Regions from separate parts of the Homo sapiens genome. Here region 1 is linked to region 2. A link is a contact called in ENCODE Hi-C or POLR2A ChIA-PET data. All regions are on one chromosome and are shown on one strand. Each heading gives the region's core, a stretch centred on a gene start or an enhancer-like site at or near the end of the contact. The rest is flanking DNA. Distances are from core to core; before and after follow the strand shown.

Region 1 (6,575 bases), core at 1,088-3,587, 1.9 Mb after region 2:
AACCATTGACTAAACACACATATTCAACAGGTCACACGAGGAGCTATGAATATTCATGAAGTTGGTCCTGAGGCATGCCTATTGAACAAACACACATATAACATTCAACTCATGTTTACTTTGGGTGGAGACTTAACATTTAAATGTATATAATCAGGTTCTATATGTCAAAAGGTTATTTCAGGACATGAAGGCATTCAAGTGCACGGTCCCTGTAAACCAACCAGGACCAAGTTCATGGTCAGTGGTCTTCTTATCAGGAGATCACTGACTGAAATCAATCTCTTGTCCAGTCAGAGCTGCAGTGATGGCTGGTGGAACAGTGACCAGGGGTTAGTTAGTCAGCATCTGGTGGAGCTACTGATAGTTTTAATAATGCTTATCTGGAGGCTAGTGCTTGTATAGCTGCTAGAGAAAAAGAAAAAAGCTCTGTGGCAGTTAGAACATAGTCTGTTCTTTAAATGTAGTGGTGTCTGACTTCACCTTTGCCTGGCATGGCCTAAGGTCTTGTTTATAATTTAATATCTTCTTGCCACAGTCTGTTCTGTCAGTCTTACGATCTCTATTTTAACATTAATGCTGGTCAGTTGTTTTGTTTAACCTCCAAAAAAGAGGGGACATAACAAGGCGTGTCTGACCGCCTGTCCCATCATGGCTGGCAACTTTGTTGGTTTGTTTGTTTGTTTGTTGAGAGGGGGTCTGGCTCTGTTGCCCAGTGGAGTGAGTGGCATGATTTCAGCTCACTACAACCTCTGTCTCCCAGGCTCAGGCTATCCTCCCACCTCAGCCTCTCGAGTAGCTAGGACCATAGGCATGTGCTAACACGCCCAACTAATTTTTGTGTTTTTTGTAGAGACGGGGTCTCACTTTGTTGCCTAGGCTGGTGTCGAACTCCTGAGCTCAAGCAATTCGCCTGCCACAGCCTCCTAAAGTGCTGGGATTATAGATGTGAGCCACTGAGCCTGGCCTGGCAACTCAGTTTTTAAGGTTTTTCTGGGGTCCCCTTGGCCAAAACAGTTCCACTCGGTGGGGGACTTATGATATTATTTTTAATTTACAACTTACATAGATTGGACTACATTCATCCCAGTAGTTCTACCTAATAGTGACACCAAAAGTCTGATCCTAGAGTCAGACTAGAATCAATTCGATGGGAATAATACGACTGGGGCACCTTCCAAAGTAGTTTCTCAGGTCTTTTGGCACCAGTATCTCTCTGAAAACTGTAAGACACTACGTAAGTGTGAAAGAAAATGCTAGAGCCAGTGTGGTGGAGTGGTTAAGAGCAGATTTATCAGCCTCAGTTCAGATCCTGGTTCTGCCACTTCCCAGCTCCTTGAATGTGGGCCCATGGCTCAGCCTCTCTGTGCCTCACTTCCTTCATGGGCTGATTATTCTCGGTGTGCCTTTAGGCCCTGTACTGAGCCCTCTGGGGACTGACACATCAAGCCTGTATCACCTGGACTGACCCCTTGACCTCAGGCTTTTGGTTGTTTCAGCCAATGGGAAACGGGAAGGAAACAGGAAAGAGAGAGCAGTCAGCGTTTCCCTCACTCCTCACCTGCCCACACACCACTGGGGCTCTGGCCACATCCCTCTAGACACAGACAGCTCCGCAGAGCTGCCCTTCCTACAGCAGCTCCTCATCAGGCTCCGGTTACACGAGGTCCTTGGCTTGCCCCTTCTGCCCAGGGCTGGGAACAGCTGCCCACTGCTGCTGGTTTCCTGGATGCCTCCCCATCCCTCATGGATTCACTTAAATCTACCTACTCATCTGTAAATAGTCCCTTCCTTAAATTCTCTTCAGAATTCCACCTGTGTGACCCCTGTCTCTTGCCTTGACAAACACACTGCCTGGAGCTGTACTGAGGATTAAATAAACTAATATGTATTATAAAGCACTCAGAACAGCACAGCACACAGATTCAATGCTATCTGCAGATGAGCTGTTGTTATCAGTAAGGTTGCCCTGCCTGCCTTTCCTATCAGTACTGGAAGACACACCTCTGAGATTGCCAAAAATAGATAAAGGCCCTATTTCTAGAGAGCCTCGGATGTCCGGAGAGCCTCTACCAGCCTCCCTACCTAAGGGTATCAGCACAGGCTTGGACAGGAAAGCTAGAGTGAAACTGGCTTCGATATAAATGGGAAAAGCCACCCCAGGCTGGGGCAAGGGAGGGGCAAAAGCAGGGCTCTCAACAAGCCCACAGCTGAAGGACTCAGTTCCTCTGGCAAGACTTGGGCTCCAGGAATTGAAAGGTGAGCAGTCTTTGGTTGATAGGATCTTTAGAGGGTATGGCAACGTGCAGAGGAGGATAAAATGTCCCAGACACACTTCCTTTACTTCACAACTTGGCCCAGGGCCAGCCTGGCTATTTCCCACGTTCTAAAGCCCAGGTGGACCTAAGTGTTTGGAACTAAAATGATCTTATCTAAAAAAGAGCCAGCTGGCAGAATTCACACACACATATTTAATTCTGATGAAAGCTGTTTCAGGCAGGAACCAAGACCATTCTTTATCAACAGGACCGAGGGCATATGCAGAGGATCAAGAGGATGTAGTGGTTGAAAGTAAAGGCTCTCTGGGTAGACTGCCAAGATTCAAAATCGGCTCCACTACTTTCTAGCTGTGCAGCTTTCGCAAGTCACTCAGACTCTCTAAGCCTCACATTTTTAGCCTGTAAAAATGGGCTGGGCGTAGTGACTCACACCTGTAATCCCAGCAGTTTGGGAGGCTGAGGTGGGAGGAATGCTTGAGCCCCGGAGTGCAAGATCAGCCTGGGCAACATGGCGAGACCCCATCTCTACAAAACTAAAAAATTAGCTGGGCATGGTGGGTTCCAGCTACTCGGGAGGCTAAGGTGGGAGAATCACTTGAGCCCAGGAGGTCAAGGTTGCAGTGAGCCATGATTGTGCCACTGCACTCCAGCCTGGGTGACAGAGCAAGACTGTGTCTCAAAAAAAAAAAAAAAAATGTTAGTAACAGACACTACCATTATAGTGATTACGAGAACTAAATAAGGAAATTTAGGTGCAGTGTTTCACACAGCACCTGACACATAGTTAAGTATTAAAAAATGGTTGCTCTCATAAAAGTCATCATTATGATGATCATTATTACTATTACCAGTTCTTAACAGTCAACTAGTAAAAATCTTGCTGGCACAATTTAATGAAAGGGGAACAAGTCTCATAAGTATATTAAATGAAATGGGATTATACTGTGAATATGTATATATATATGTGTATATATATACACATATATATATAAACAACTTATACTTTTTTTCCTTTCTTACAAAATCCAGACCTGGGAAAAATCGCACTCATTATCTAAACCGTGAGGCACCTCTGCTCCTTAGCACAGTAGCATATTGGTTACAAAGTCAAGGTCTGGAATCAGACCAATCTGAGTTCAAATCCCAGCTCTGCTACTGAAGAGCTCATTGACCCGTGAGCAACTTTATCTCATTAAGCTTCAGTTTCCTTATCTGTAAAATGAAGAAATAATAGTTCCTACCTCACAGGATAGTTATGAATATTAAGTGCGATGATGCATGAAATCTCTTCTTAGCAAGTGTTGGCTCTCATTATTAGCCTACTTCCAACAGAAGGCAGTTGTGAGAGTTTCAATGTTAAATAAAATAGAAAGCACCCCTAAGAATATGTGGGAGCTGTCATACTGAAAAATGCTGCCATGCTGGGGGGACAGTTGACTGGAAAGGAGCATAAGGAAATGTCTGGGGTAATGAAAATGTTAAATTTTTGTTTTGGATAGCAGTTACATGGCTGTGTGGAATTGTCAAAACTCACTAAATTGAACACTTAAGACCTGTGCACTTTATTGTGTGAAAATTGTACCTCAATTTTAAAAAGAAAAATAGCAGTTATGAATTCCACTCTAGATCTAAGATTTTATCTCCTCCAATGCTGTATGTGAAGCCTAGAAAACATCACTGATAATGTTCACTTAAAGAGATGCGGAGGCAGGTGCTGTGCATGCTTAAAGGCTGTCATTAAAGATAATGTTTCTACTCAAAACTCATTCATTAGGAACCACTAAGGGCCATGGGGAGGTCTTAGTCATAAGCATTTGTTTCATCAGCTCTATAGGAATAGTGAACCCAAGGCTTACCTTTATGGATTTTACTTAGGGTGTACATTTGTAACGGATGAGATAAGTGGGTAGGATGGAGCCACACCCACCCAACCACCTATTATACATATTACACAAGGTTCATTAACAGTGGCTGTGGTCTTGCTATGGAGAAGTAGGGTGTGCATATCTGATGAGAAAAGATAAACATGTGAATGGATGAAAGAGCAAAAGGACAAACAAGCATTTGCTAAATGGCTATCATGCATCTCCTTGATGATTTAATTGAATTTAATTCTCACAAAAATCTTGTGAAGTCAGGGTTATTATCACCACTTAACAAATGAGAAAGCCGGTACTTAGAAGGAGAAGCAAGGAGCCTCAGGTTCTACAGCCAAGTCACAGTAGAGAGAGAGGGACCTCCATATAATCTAGCGCATATCCTAAATAATTTCTATTTGTTACAAATAATATTTTTTCTTAAGATCTCCCATGTGTTATATTACAGCTTCTATATGCCATTTAGCACATATCAAAAGGTTTCGTCTTTGTTCCAAATGCCATCCCAGCCACTTCTCTTAGGGAATTAATCAATAATTATGGGGTAGGACATACTTTTGAAGCATTAGTCACTGTTTTCCTGTAATATTTTCTCTGATCTCGTTCTTACCATCTTTCAAGTCTCTCAGATAGACTATTCTGAGTTCCACTACCCCCAGGCAGTGTAAGTTAACAGAAAGTAGAGAAACAAATGAGATTCTTTTGACTTTTGAGTCTCCAAAACTCAAGTCCCCATGGGGAATGGGAAAGATACAGGCGTACGTAAGATTTAGAAGCCTATTTGTTAAGCGAGAGAAAGAAATCTCATGCAAGATTACACAGAGATTTCCCAGCTGTGGGGGAAGGAAGGGGTTAGAAGTCAGGAGCACAGGGATGTGAAGGTGACCACTGAGAAGGGCCCTTCCCTTCCTCCCTCACCCATTCAAGTGTCAGATGAGAAGGGGGGATTACTCAAGCTTCAGACAGGTCTGTGGATTCCCAGATCAAAGAGATAAAGCAAGAATATCCCGGAAGAGAAATGATTTTGAGGTGCATCCAGAGATTAATATTGAGGGGGTGGGCCCCGTGGGAGCTGGAGTGTTGGGGGATTTTTTTGTGACTCTAGTGTTGGCCGTCACAGTGAATGCCCTAGACCGGAAAATGACCAGAGACCAGACTCAAACCCTATACCCCCATGTGCCACTTTTTGTCACTGGGACAAAAATTCTGCATCCTCCAGAAGTTAGGTGCAACCTGGGAAGGGTGGGGGACCTCCCCAAATTGACAGAGGTGCATTTCTGCTACATTGAAGGGATGGAGGCTCAAACAAAAATTAGATTGCGTTATAGGAAAATAAACATAGATTTTTTATACAGTTACATATGTGACCTGGTGTTCATATCACTACAGTTGTACCTGCAGTAGACAGTCCTACTTCAGATAGAATAGTCCAAGGAAGGAACAGTATGTGAGGCTTACAAATGGAAATCCAGAGGAAAAAAGAAACTCATTACGGACAATATGTCCCTTTCGGTTTGTCCCCTGCTTTTAAAGCCATCATATTCACTGAGGTCATCCTATTTGGAGAACCCCAAATTTACCTTTGATTGAAAATGCCTGCACCTTATTCCTGGTGAGTTAATGGGACTTCCCTGCTTATACTCTTCAGAGTCTCTGATCATAAACTTTCACCCTGGGATTTGTTTAGTTTGAAGCAGAAGTTTTTTCGATGAGCGTCATTTATTGGTTGAATCCTTTGCAAGAGTCCTCCTGTCCAACACAAGTTATAGTATGTGTATGGCTCTTCTCTGTGCAGCACACTCCACAGCAGCTCTTTCAGTCTTACTTAATAGTTTCCAGTTCCCCATATATCACCTCTGCAGGAATGACCCAGAGATGACCCTCGCCGAAGAGACAAAAACAAATTGACCACACAGCCAATTTCTTTGAGGAAATGTTGTCACTTGAACCACTAGAGACTCAGCGGCCTAACAACAGCTGTTGTTCCACCTCTTTGACTTATGTTGTCAGGCAAAAGGAGAAAGGGACCAAGGACAAGTTTTGCTGACACAAGCAGGGAAAACCAGTCTCAGAAATGGGGAGTGGATTGGGAGAGGAGTGTGAATAGCGCCAATTCCTAGAAGAAGAATTTCCTATACTATGAGTATAAGTGGAAGACAATTGCACGTAGGACAGACCAGGTTCCACCTCATCTACAATTGGCCAAGGACAGCTATCGCTGCAAGAAATATTATCACCATGCCATAACATGGTCAGAGAAGTTGGGAACACCAAGGCCTAAAATTCCTCATGCAAACTCAAAATTATTTTGGCATGTTAAAGGATCAAAGAAGGTCTGCAACAAATAAACTGACACAACTTGGTTTAAGCCAGAGTTTCCAAGCTTTGAATACAAAACAGTTTCCTGCCTGCTTACTGC
Region 2 (6,891 bases), core at 152-2,651:
CTGTTCATTCTTAGTTTTCTCCTTTTACTTACTAAAGCTATAATCAACTAAAGTGTGTTTTTCATCTGAAATGAAACAAGCATGAGGAAGCCAGAAATAGAACCTCTAACTATAGAAGAAAAGTTGTGTGATCTCTGTTGAATACAAAAACGCATAGTTTCCACTCGGTTACTGTTTAATTGTAGTGAAAGTTTTTGTTTGGCAACAAAGGCGCTATTTACATATTATTTCTTCTAAGTGAAACTATGGTCTGGGATGGGTTGTAGATAAGAGCAGTTGAGAACCACGCTTCATCTCCCTCCTTAGAAACTCTGAAACGAGGCTTTATTCCTACCAGAAGTTCAGATTGCATTATGGTCATCTCAATTCCAAAATGTTAGATGGCAAGAATATCTGCCCATCCTTCACTTTCCTTGGAAAAAGTTGCTCTTCGGGTTTTATATGCGATTGCAGTTTTCCAGTGTGTGAAACTAGGAAAACAAAACACTCAACGGTGTACATCCCTACACCTAAATAGTCAGAAATAATAGGCAGCTAGGCTAATTATCCTTGATTAGCAAGATCAGAGCCATTAGGGTGCTCACTGGTTTAACAAATGAATGCCCTTAGGCGTCTATCATTTGTAACTCCTAGAAGCTTTAATTTCCACAAGAAACAAAATAAGAGGGGCCTTCTGCTTTTAACAGTGAAAAGATCGTTCTCCCTCCCCTCTCCACCCGGGTCAACTCTTCCAGCCGCTCCCTCCTGCATCACGAACACACGCTGCAGGAAAGCGCATTTACAGCCCGGGACATCCCCAGACCTCCTCTCCAAAATTCCCCACCTCCTGTGCATAGGAGAAACTGAGAGAAGCCCTCACTTCCTTTCCAAACTTCACAAGCAGGGGAGGGAGCTGTAGCAGACTTTCACCTCCGTTCCCAAAAGCGAATGTGAAAAAGTCCGAGAAGGCACGTCCTGCGAGTGGAGGTTAAACCGAAATCTGAACAGAATGCACGGTCCCCGCAAACTACGATTGATAAAGAAGATACTGAGACGTTTGCGGGGGATATAAGCCATGGTTGTCTCGCCTTCCTCCCCTCCCTGCCAACTATGTTTCTTGGAGAAATCGCCGGTTCGATTCACGCACACATTTTTGTAAAACACGGACAAAACCATAAGTAGTTACCTTCATTGTTCCGTCGGCCACGAGGGAAGCTCGAGCTGAGCGGAGGGCAGATCCCAAGGGTCGTAGCCCCTGGCCGTGTGGACCGGGTCTGCGGCTGCAGAGCGCGGTCCCGGCTGCAGCAAGACCTGGGGCAGTGCCCGAGGCGGCGGCGAGTACACGTGGCGGGCTGGATTGCAGACCGGCCCTCTCGCGGCGGAGACTCGCGACCTAGCGGATTGCATCAGCAGGAAGACACTAAGGCTGCTCCCCCAGGCCGCCCCCAGATGGTGGAGTCTCTCCCAGCCCGAAGATTCGGAGCCAGCGCCCAGACCCGAGCCTCACTCACTGCTCACTCCCGGGGTGCAGGGCAGAGGTGCCAGTGTTGCAAGCAAATGACACGGTTACCCCCGAATCAGCCACTGTGGGTGCGTATCCGAGTGTGGGGATGCCCGTGTAACATTTATATGGAGACGTCAAGGAGGAGGAAATAAACAGATCAGAGGTCAAATGTGATTGCCATTCCGTCATCACTGGCTCCTGCCCACCTCCCTACTGTCCCCAAAGTAACTTTGCTGCATGCTGAGAGGACCACGGCACAATCCTGCCCAAAAGTATACATGTATCCCCCGCGGCTACTTTAAATGTACTTTTGCAGTAGTCAAGAACATGTGCCTGGTTTGCCGATCTCTTTCCCAGAGTTCCTTAGTCACCCTCAAATATAACCATTTTTGCCAATTTATTATGTACATGGGGGAAAATTTTTAATCCTTTAATTTGAGCATATAAAATTCTTTATAATGTGAAATTGCCCAGTAGCCTAGTTGGTCCCCTGTAAGTTCCCTCCCCACATCTATACAAAGCTCCAGGATTGCTACTTTTCCATGTCCAGCGCCTAGGTCAGCCTCCATGACTGCTTAAGTGTGCTGCTGGTTGACCTCCGCTGCCTCTCTGTCAAGCTGGCAAACTCCTATTTTTGTAAATTTCAACCCAAGTCTTTGCTGTGGAAGTTGCTTCCAATGCCCTCAAACAGAACTGGGCCCTTGGTCTATGTGCTGCACTTTGTCCACATCCTTTCTCAAAATCAATTATTTTATTTTATCATTTTTTAATGGAGATGGGGTCTCACTAAATTGGCCAAGCTGGTCTTGAACTCCTGGCCTCAGCAATCCCCTCGCCTCCGCCTCCCAAATTGCTGGGATTACAGATGTGAGACTGTGCCCAGCTTCTTAATTTTACTTTAATTATTTGTTTGCACAGTTGTCACTTCAGTGGATTATGAGATTCGTAAGGGCAGATCCTTTGTCATATTTATCTCCCATACCAAGTGGCCTGCCGTGGAAGAGAGGGAGTGTTGAAAACAAATGTGTCAGTGCTTAATGACTGTTGGTCAGGTGAATGAATGGTTAAATTATGTGTTCAATAAATGTACTGAGTGATTTCTACATGCTAGGCTGGTATATAACAGTGGTTTGTAATCTGAAATGTCTCAAAATGGAGCCATTTATGACAAGGGTTTCAGCCTCCAGTGAAATTGCTGACCCCTCAAATTGATAAGCATATGTATGGTGGACTGAGGTGATAAGATAACACCTGCTGTGGCCTGGCACCATTGGCAAGAGAGTAAAGAGAGAGGCAGCTGAGATAATGGCTATGGGCACTTGCGGATGCTGTGAAAACCAAAAAGTAATGAAAACCTGAAAGTAACTGACCACAGCCAAAATGCTTGCAGAAGTTCTGCCCTGAGAAATCTGTATCTGTAAGCATTTAATCAGCCATTGAGTCCTTGTGAAACCTCCTGGCCCCCGTCAGTGAAAGCACAGCTAGATAGATTTGAACCTGACACTGACATGAGACAGGCAATGTGCAAAATGCTAGGGACTGAGTGGGAAACAACAAAAATGTTCTTACCCTCATTAAGCTCATATACTAGTGTGAGAAACAGAAAGTAAGCTTTAAATCAGGTAGCAAAATGTTTATCAACTGAGGAATGGCTAAATAAAACATGGTATCATCCATACAATGGAATATTATTATATTCTGCAATAAAAAGAAATGAAGTACTGATTACATGCAGTCACATGGATGAACCTTGAAAACTATGCAAAGTGAAAGAAGCGTCTCACAAATGACTACATATTATATGATTCCACTTATCTGAAATGTGCAGAACAGGAAAATCCATAGAGACAGAAAACACATAGTTGTTTTCAATCTGGGGACAGGGTGGAATGCAGAGTGAATGTTCATGGGCGTTGGATTTCTTTTTGAATTGATTAAAATGTTCTCAAATTAGATTGTGGTAATGGTTACACAACCCTGTGAACACACTAAAAACCACTGAATTATACCCTTTAAATAGGTGAATTGTATGTTATGTGAATTATATCTCAATAAAGATGTTACTCTATGGCCCGGCATGGTGGCTCACACCTGTAATCTCAGCACTTTGGGAGGCTGAGGCAGACAGATCACTTGAGGTCGGGAGTTCGAGACCAGCCTGGCCAACATGGTGAAACCCCGTCTCTACTAAAAATTAGCCGGGCGTGGTTGCGGGGTGCCTGTAATCCCAGCTACTCACAAGGCTGAGTCACAAGAATCGCTTGAACCTGGGAGGCAGAGAGGTTGCTGTGAGCCAAGATCATGCCACTGCATTCCAGCCTGGGCAATAGAGCAAGACTCAGTCTCAAAAAAAAAAAAAAAAAAAAAAAAACAGGTACCATGTGGTAAATTTTATGAGAAAGAGTAATAAGGGGATAGAGAGTGATGGGGTCATAGATATAAATGCATTAATAAGTTCTAGAGCAAGCCTGGCAATTACTCCTAGATCCAACGACCGCCCCTCGCCCCCCTCTCCCTCAATGCAGGATTTTTCTCAGTCCCTTTGCCAGTCAAGGACCTCTAGCCGGCAATGCCGGAGGCCTAGCTCGGGGCATACTACCTGCTGCAGGAGGCACCCCACGCAATTTGCCCGCCTGAGACAAGTTTGCCTTGCACATTGGTTCCTGAGTTCTTGCCCCATGCCCAAGAAAAATGAAGATGTGCTGACAATTGAAGAGTGAGCAAGGCGGGGAGTTTTACTGAGGGATGAAACAGCTTTCAGCAGAGAGGGAAGCGGGGGTGGTCCCCCTACCCGAAGGCAGGAAAGTCTCCTCCATGAGGCTGAGTCCTGGGGCTTTTTATCGGCTCAGAATAGGGGAGGGGCAGGCAAACAGGAACAGAAATTCTCACTCTGCGTCATGGATTTCATCCAGGACCAGCAGTCTGGTCTTTCAGCCTTCAGGCTGTTTTTGGCTTGAAGGTACAGTTTCACCTCCAACCCTGTTGCTGTTACCCCTACTTAAGGATTCTTTTGATGTTAGCAACAAAGGAAGAGAGAAGGTAGTATATATTTAAAAAAAAAAAAAAAAAAAGAGCTTGAAGGGAAGTGAGAAAGTTAGGGAATTAACATCCACAGAAGAATATGAGGGCCGGGCGTTCACGCCTATAATCCCAGCACTTTGGGACGTCAAAGCAGGAGTTCAAGACCAGCCTGGGCAACATAGCAAAAGCCAGTCTTTACAAAAAATGCAAAAATTAGCTGTTTGTGGTGGTATGTGCCTGCAGTCTAAGCTACTCCCAAGGCTGAGGTGGAAGGATCACTGGAGCCCAGGAGATCCAGGCTGCAGTGAGCTGTGATCACTTCATACTTCACTGCACTCCAGCCTGGGTGACAGAGTGAGACATCATCTCCAAAAAAAAAAAAAAAAAAAGAAAAAAAAAGAATATAAGAACAATCTAGCTATGTCTCTCCTCCCATTTCCCTTTAGTGTTGATAGAAGGGCCCCACAGTTCTCCCTCATTGTCAACTGTAAACTCCCAAAGCTTCTCTCCCAGACAACACACATGCTTTTCCCAAATGATGAGGCTCATGATCAACGAAGGTTGTTACTCTGACAGTGGCACTGTACTTCAAACAAGTCACAGTAAAAGATATTTAAGGAAAACTGGATCCAAACTGGATATATACCATATACCCATCTATGGGCAGTGTCTTTTACTGAAGAAGAGACAGCATTTCTAAGATTTCTAATAGACACTAATTTTGAGGTTGACTCCAGAGCGCCAGACAGTCCAGCTTCATTTTGTCCTCACTGTTATTAACAAAGGCTTTTATTGCCATCATTATGAAAAATATGTGCCAACTACCTGCAGAATGTCTTCCCTGTATCTTACTAAATTTTCTCTAGGAAAGCAGAAACTCACAAATATTCTCTGCCTTGAGTTATTAACAGTTCCTGGAATTTGAATAGGAGAGTTTACATAAGGCAATGATACTCTGTCTTAAAAGAGGAAAATCTACTCTAAAATTCTACTCTACACACTCAGAAAACAATGTCATTCTCTTTCTCTATTTCTCATAGTAAAAAATACTTCAAAATTGTACTGTTTTTATATTTCCTATAATACTTGCATTCATTGCCCATTACATACATGTGCACACACACATGCATACACACACAGACACACACCAAGTTCAATACTCGAAAATCATTTATACTGTACTTTTTGGGAAATTTCCCATGACAATTTTGACTCACTGGATTTATTTTTATCCTTGTTGTACACACTCTAGTACCTAATCCCCATGTAAAATTAGATTTACTGGGTTGGGCGCGGTGGCTTATGCCTGTAATCCCAGCACTTTGGGAGGCCGAGGTGGGCGGATCACGAGGTCAGGAGATCGAGACCATCCTGGCTAACACGGTGAAACCCAGTCTGTACTAAAAATACAAAAAATTAGCCAGGCTTGGTGGCAGGCACCTGTAGTCCCAGCTACCGGGAGGCTGAGGCAGGAGAATGGCTTGAACCCGGGAGGTGGAGCTTGCAGTGAGCCGAGATCGCACCACTGCACTCCAGCCTGGGCGACAGAGCAAGACTCCATCTCAAAAAAATAAAAATAAAAATAAATTAATTCCTATCTATTTTGAAAGGATATTGTAAAGTCTTCTTTCTGCTAGTTCTCTAGAACCTCTCAGGGTACTTTCCACCCTGACGCACAAAGCTATCCTCCTTCTCCTTGAAACTCCTCCCTTCCACGATAGGATTCTGAATCTCCTCCAGCCTCTCTGGCAGGTCCTTACACCTTATTTATGATCACCTCATGCCCTCTAAATATAGGCAAGGTGTTCATCCCACCTGTATCTGATCTTGAATCTCCTCTTTATACTCTGTCCTCTAGTGTCTCTACTATGACCTGTAGTCTGATAACTTTTAAAACTATACTAGATCTCTGGTTCATCTCTATTCTAACAAGCCCAATTAATCCAAATCCAAGCACATAATCTTCCCTTTTTAACCTGCTTCCCTCTCTCTGCTGATGTCATTAATGTGCTTCCAATTATCCAGCCTCCAAACTTTCATATAGCTCCTATCTTTATAGATAGTACTTAAAGCAAGAGAGAAAGATATGAGCCTCCCCCATCCCGTAATCACTAAGCCGTCCCAATTGTATCTCCACAAAATCTCTTAGTCATCCCCCTCAGTTCCCACTCTCACTGCCCTAGTTTGGTCATTCATTGTACTTTCCCTCTGGATTACTGTTATCCCTGCCTTTAATCTCTCCCTGCCCCAATCCACCCAACACACAGATGGCTAGTAATCTCCCTAGTCCTCCGTTCTGATTAGATTTTTTTCTCCTGTTCAAAATCATGCAACTTGCACTCAGATGCTCTGGTGAGAGCCTGACATGAGTACATGTTGTGTGCCTA

What was found. Hi-C counts contacts between places; a loop is a spot of excess contacts on that map. ChIA-PET counts read pairs that join two places held with the same protein, here RNA polymerase II (POLR2A). Pooled maps may share reads with other maps.
Region 1: a map with no recorded cell type shows a loop between it and region 2 (4-fold over the local background). The contact joins the enhancer-like site here to the promoter of BCAT1-DT in region 2. A Hi-C loop is called at or near these places in 1 of 37 single-sample maps with no recorded cell type and 2 of 50 pooled maps. POLR2A ChIA-PET finds 5 or more read pairs at or near these places in 1 of 52 experiments (GM12878).

Annotation. Positions count from the first base shown.
Region 1 is chr12:26,868,619-26,875,193 of GRCh38, forward strand. No RefSeq gene overlaps it. Among named protein-coding and RNA genes, the nearest start is that of ITPR2, 39 kb to the left of the region's middle. RefSeq lists an enhancer at 5,908-6,077 and a silencer at 5,964-6,164. Within about 2 kb of position 2,338, at least 13 of the 41 ENCODE cell types and tissues checked have a DNase peak (open chromatin) inside an H3K27ac peak, as active enhancers do.
Region 2 is chr12:24,947,762-24,954,652 of GRCh38, forward strand. It overlaps BCAT1-DT (BCAT1 divergent transcript), which reads left to right and starts at 1,402. Exons shown (of 3, transcript NR_199054.1): 1 at 1,402-1,569. It overlaps BCAT1 (branched chain amino acid transaminase 1), which reads right to left and starts at 1,340. Exons shown (of 11, transcript NM_005504.7): 1 at 1,166-1,340. The coding sequence starts at 1,171. RefSeq lists enhancers at 1,234-1,583, 1,704-1,793, 4,074-4,143, 4,524-4,593.